2 separate regions of the Homo sapiens genome follow, and region 2 is linked to region 1. Evidence: chromatin contacts called from ENCODE Hi-C or POLR2A ChIA-PET data. All regions are on one chromosome and are shown on one strand. The core of a region is the stretch at or near the end of the contact, and the rest is flanking DNA. Distances in the headings are between cores, read along the strand shown.

Region 1 (2,700 bases), core at 84-2,583:
AGTGTGTGGAACGGATCATTTCTGGTTTATGAGCAGCTTGATGTGCTAGAAAGAGCTGTGAATTTGGACTTGGAGCAATTAGGATTCTGGTTCCAGCTTTTTTCCAGCTACAGCTCGCGAGTAACTTAGTTTAGCTTCTTTGACCTTGGTTTCCTCATCTGTAAAATGAGAGGGTTTGCTCAGATGATCTTTGACCTAATGAGTCTACGAAAAGTGAATGTTGGAAGCACATGTTCACCTTCTCCAATTACCAGCTGTGATTATGTGACTGGACCAAATGGCACTAACTGTCGAAACCTTTTAGGCTGAAGGGGAAGCACTAACTGTTGAAACCTTTTAGGCTGAAGGGGAAGCATTCTGAAATAGGACAAGGGGCACCTCGTGTTGAAACCTGGAGCTGGTCAACCCTCTGAGGCCAATGCCGACCTTTGCATCTGCCTCCCACGCCCTGCTTGTTTTAGCTGGACCAGGAGAAACTAATGTCAAGACAAAAAAAAAAAAAACCTGAAATCCATAACATTTTGATAGGTAGCTTTATGAACAGTTACAAATCAGATGTTTGCCCCCCAAATTTTAACTTTATTCTCTGAAACAGATCTAAAATTCCTATCTACCTCACAGTTTCACAGATAACCCAGTCTCTTCCAGTTTATAACTGCCTCTTTGGGGTAAGTATTCAGTTAAGTATTTCAATATCAGGGCTATATCTGTGTTCTCAAAGAAAATCCTTTCTACCTTCTCCTCCCCGAAATGGCTTCTGGGAGGGGAAAGCTTACTCTTCTTGAACAAGGAAGCTGGGAGGGGGGTCTTTGGTGTGAGCTGTCCCGTGGATCTTCTGTGACCTCTTCCAGGATGTCCCTTGTCCTACCTTGTCACTGGATAACTTGCATCAGTTTCCACCAGATGTGGCTGATTCCACCTGGCCTTTGGGACCTCATGTTCGCATCTGACAGTTTCATTCTGCCCCTCAATTCTGGATTTGAGATTCTGGCACTTTGTGAGTTTATTTGTTTGGACTCCAGGCCTTGTTGGATCTACCAATCTTTCAGCCCATGTTCCCCAGCTTGGATAATAGGAAATTCTTAATCTCCTATGGGCCACCCAAGACCGTGGGGAATTAGTAACACTATCTATATCAGGCTCTCACTTTCTGCCAAATTCTCCACATTGCAATTTCTAAATCTACTTCAGCCTTTCCCCACCCAACTCCATGTTAGTGCAGGACACCTGGTGAGGTTTTCTCCTGCTAGATGGCCAAAGGCACTGCTACCCTGACTCATTATGAAAGATTGCAGTGATGGATTAGTGGTGACAGGCATGTATAGGGAAGATGGAAGTGGTTGCATTCCTGCCGTATATTTGCCATCATAACTTCTGCCCTTACAAGACAGTAGCTCTTGTCTTGGAATAAGCATCATTTCCCAAGTGAGGCTGGTGTGTGTGTGTGTGTGTGTGTGTGCACGCACATATCATGACCTACAGTAGTAGTTCTCAAATGTTAACATGCAAATAATTACCTGGAGGGCTTGTTAAAACAGACTTCTGGGCCCCACACCCAGTTTCTGATTCTGTAATCCTAGGGTGGAGCGTAAGAGTCTGTATTTCTACCAAGTCCTCAGATGATGCTGATGTTACTGGTCCTGGGATCACACTGACCCAGAATCTCCAGACTCTGGTGCTGTATGCAGATTGTGGTAAAAGCAATGCAATGTCTGAACACAATTTTGTGCTTGGAAACCTGAGGACGTATAGTTTTTCAATGTAAGAGATATTACTGGGGTCTGAGTAAAGAATAGGCATGTAAAAATTCATGCGTGAGTCACCTTTTCAGATGATTACACTATATATTTTCTGATGATTCATTCTTTTCCCCTCATGCCTTTCCAGGTTGCTAACCTGACCAGTCCTGCAGTGGAGGTAGTTATACCCAAGGTGTGATTTGGGATCACTAAAAGGAATTTCTCTAACTACTGAAGTGTCTAAAATACCTAGGTTAGCTCTGAGCTCAGATCCCAGTCCATCAGACTCGCTGTTTTCAAGAGGAGGAAGCAAGGGAGAACAAAAGCTAGCCTGTCCATGGAACAGGCTTAACAGATGAATTTCTTCTTGTATTGTTTCCTTTCTGTTATCTCCTATGTTTCAAACACAAACTTGTATTGAATCTTTTTTTTAAAATTAACAACTTTATTTACCATAAAATTAACTTACTGTAAGTATACAATTCAACTATTTTTTGTATGTTTATAAAATTGTATAACAATCCCCATAATCTAATTTCAGAACATTTTTCTCACCCCCTAAAAAGCCTCATGCCCACACACAATCACTTCTTTTTCCACTCTCTATCCTAAGCAACCACTCATCTGCTTACTGGCCCAATATTTTTGCTTTTTGCCTTTTCTGGACATTTCATATAAGCAGAACCTGGGAGGCCAAGGCGGGCGGATCACGAGGTCAGGAGATCGAGACCATCCCGGCTAAAACGGTGAAACCCCGTCTCTACTAAAAATACAAAAAATTAGCCGGGCGTAGTGGCGGGCGCCTGTAGTCCCAGCTACTTGGGAGGCTGAGGCAGGAGAATGGCGTGAACCCGGGAGGCGGAGCTTGCAGTGAGCCGAGATCCCGCCACTGCACTCCAGCCTGGGCGACAGAGCGAGACTCCGTCTCAAAAAAAAAAAAAAAAAAAAAAAGCAGAACCAT
Region 2 (2,700 bases), core at 142-2,641, 45 kb before region 1:
GGGTCACTGGAATTATCCCGCTAGGATTACCAACGTGACTGGTGTCTTCATAAGAAGAGAGTAGGACATAGACATGTACAGAGGGAAGAGCATGTGGAGACCCAGGGAGGAGGCGATGGCCACCTACAAGCCAAGGAGAGAGGCCTCAGAAGTAGCCCACTCCTTGATCTTGGCCTTCTAGCCTCCAGAATCGTGAGACAATAAACTCCTGTTGCTAGCCTCCCAGACTGTGATACTGTGTTATGGCAGCCCTGGCAAACTAATAGAGTACCTATGATTTTGTTTATTGTGTGGGATAATCAAGGAACTGAGCCCTTTATTAAAGACTTTAAATATGCCTCTACAGTATAATGTGAGATAGGAAATCTGGATTCAAATCCTGGTCCTGCTACTTGCTCACTGTGCAATCTCAGACAAGTCACTTAACCTCACTGAACTTTGATTTTCTCAGTTGTACACATGTGGAAAATGCTATATTTAACTTGTGGGGTTGTGGAAATAACTAAAAAAACAGCATAGAGGTGCCCTCTTCCCTCACCCTCCTGTGGTGGATACTCACAGAATGGAGGGAAGGACCCTGGTGTCCTGTTTCCCAGCTGAGCACATGGAATTCTCTGGTTGCAACTTGAACAGCAACCTGAGAGATGAAACGTGAGCTAGCCCAGCACCCCACAGTTTGAGGCAGGGCGATATGGGTGCTTGCTTCCGAGCGAGGGCATCTCTGGTCCTGGATGTCCATTTGTGAGTTTACAGGCAGGGCAATTTGCCCATTCCCCAGTCATTTTCACAGCAGCTGGTGTCATAAATTACCACAATCACAAGTCCTCTCAAAGCGGGGCATTCCTGACATGGAATGAAGACCTACAGCCCCAGAGCATCTGATGAGATTGGATTTGTCAATAAGGGCAGTAGCCAGGCCCACGGGTGTTTGAGTACAAACTCTGGGGTCAGCAGCTGGGGCCACACCTTGGGAAGCTGCCCACTTTACTTAGGTTGTTTGCAGTAAAGTAGCTTCCGCAGTGGTTCTGAGGAGGAGGCTCCCGGCGCTCTCCCTAGGCGACATTCTGCTCCATGCCTGGATCTGGGCGTCCCACCCTCTCCCTGGGGTGCTGACAGTCAGAAACCCAGGCGTGTCAGGAAGAGCTCAGAGTTGGGCAAGCTCTGAGAACCATTTCAGCTCAGTGAAAGAGGCCGGTTAAGTTTTTGGTTTCAGAGGAGATACTTTCAGGGGGGTGAGAGGAAAGGGAAGAGGCCAAGATGCAAGGTCTGGCTGCCATTGGTCAGGGTCAGCCTGGGCTGTGGTGTTAAGGGGGTTTCAGCAGCCACTGTTGTTTCTGTTGCTCTGGCAACCAGAGGAGAAATACACAACGCCCAGTGCAGGTGCACAAGTGTTGAGTGCAGGCCCATTTCCTCCAATCGGCCCCAGCCAGCCCAGAGGCAGCGACCTAGGGGCTCCTCCCAGGATGGCTAGCTGAAAGTTTTGGTGTGTGGAGGCTGAAATGTGGAAACTAAATTTGAAGGGCGTTGACTACAGGGGCTGTGGGCAGCACCTGGTGGCACCCTCCCTCTCACGCAGGAAAGCCGGGCCTGGGGCTTGGATGGGTCAACTGGATCTCCTGCCTGTCCCTAGTTGGTTTTCCTGCTTCCGGTGGCTGCAGCCCCAGCAGCTACATCCTGGATCCTATTGAGGAAGCTTGGTGCTAGGTCAGACCCGTGACTTGCAGCTCCACCCTGGAGCTCTGGTGCGAAGCTGTGGCTGCCTGGGAGGGTGTGAGGGTTCCCTTATTCTGGTGCCTCCCTTTGCTGAGCTTGCAGCGACCCCCGACCCCCAAGCCACTCTGCTAGGCTCTCCCTCTGTAAAGGTCTCTGATTAACAGCCCTGGGGACTGGTAGACACAGGTTCAGATCTCCGTCCCTGACTGATTGAACTTCTTTGAGATTCTGGTTTCCTTACCCATGAAGTGGAAGTAGTCAAACCCATCTCAAAGATTTGTGAGGAAGAAGTTTCTGTGAAAATACCTAAGGCAGCACCTGACACATAGTAGGTGCTAAATAAATGGGGTCTTTGCCTCTTGCGTAAGAGCCAGAATTCAAGAGGCCTTGATTTCTGATGCATTTGCACTCTCTAAGCTGACAGCTGGGCCTATTCCCTTGCCAGGAGTTTCAGGACCAAGGCCATCCCGCAAGCCCAGTCCATCAGCACTTCCTGAAGCTCTCTCTTCTCAGTATATCCAGAAACTCTCCACTCCCACCTCTCTCACTGCTACCTTATCCCAGCTCCATCACCTCTTACCTGGATTACTGCAGCTGCCTCCAAACTAGGCTCCCTGCTTCTGTCCCTGACTGCTCAAACTCTTCCTACTCAGCAGGCATCCTGCTATGCCAGTAGTCATCAGATGGTGCCTCTCCTCTGTTCAGAGCTTGCCAGAGTCTGCCTTTCTCATTCTGGGCCCCGCTTCTATTACCTCATTTCCCACCGCTTCCCTTTACTCTTTCTACTCCTGGCCTCTTTGCTGCTTCTTCAAAGTAAGAAGCATGCTCCCAAACAGGACATTTGCACGTGCTTTTTCCTCTCCCTGGGTGTCCACTCTGATGTCCTTATGGCTCATGCTCGCTTCCTTCAGCTTTCCACTCAGCCTTCCCCTTCTGAGCAAGGGCCTCCCTGACCACCCATCTAAAACATCACCCTCAATCCCCATC

The links. Hi-C counts contacts between places; a loop is a spot of excess contacts on that map. ChIA-PET counts read pairs that join two places held with the same protein, here RNA polymerase II (POLR2A).
Region 2: a map of posterior vena cava shows a loop between it and region 1 (27-fold over the local background). The contact joins two enhancer-like sites. A Hi-C loop is called at or near these places in 3 of 168 maps with a recorded cell type or tissue (heart left ventricle, left ventricle myocardium superior and posterior vena cava). POLR2A ChIA-PET finds 5 or more read pairs at or near these places in 3 of 52 experiments (GM12878, PC-9 and activated CD4-positive, alpha-beta T cell).

Annotation. Positions count from the first base shown.
Region 1 is chr5:56,542,809-56,545,508 of GRCh38, reverse strand. All of the region lies in intron 2 of C5orf67 (chromosome 5 putative open reading frame 67), which reads left to right. Among named protein-coding and RNA genes, the nearest start is that of C5orf67, 62 kb to the left of the region's middle. RefSeq lists a silencer at 221-421. Within about 2 kb of position 1,333, at least 4 of the 41 ENCODE cell types and tissues checked have a DNase peak (open chromatin) inside an H3K27ac peak, as active enhancers do.
Region 2 is chr5:56,587,747-56,590,446 of GRCh38, reverse strand. All of the region lies in intron 1 of C5orf67 (chromosome 5 putative open reading frame 67), which reads left to right. Among named protein-coding and RNA genes, the nearest start is that of C5orf67, 17 kb to the left of the region's middle. RefSeq lists enhancers at 1,178-1,437, 1,568-1,647. Within about 2 kb of position 1,391, at least 18 of the 41 ENCODE cell types and tissues checked have a DNase peak (open chromatin) inside an H3K27ac peak, as active enhancers do.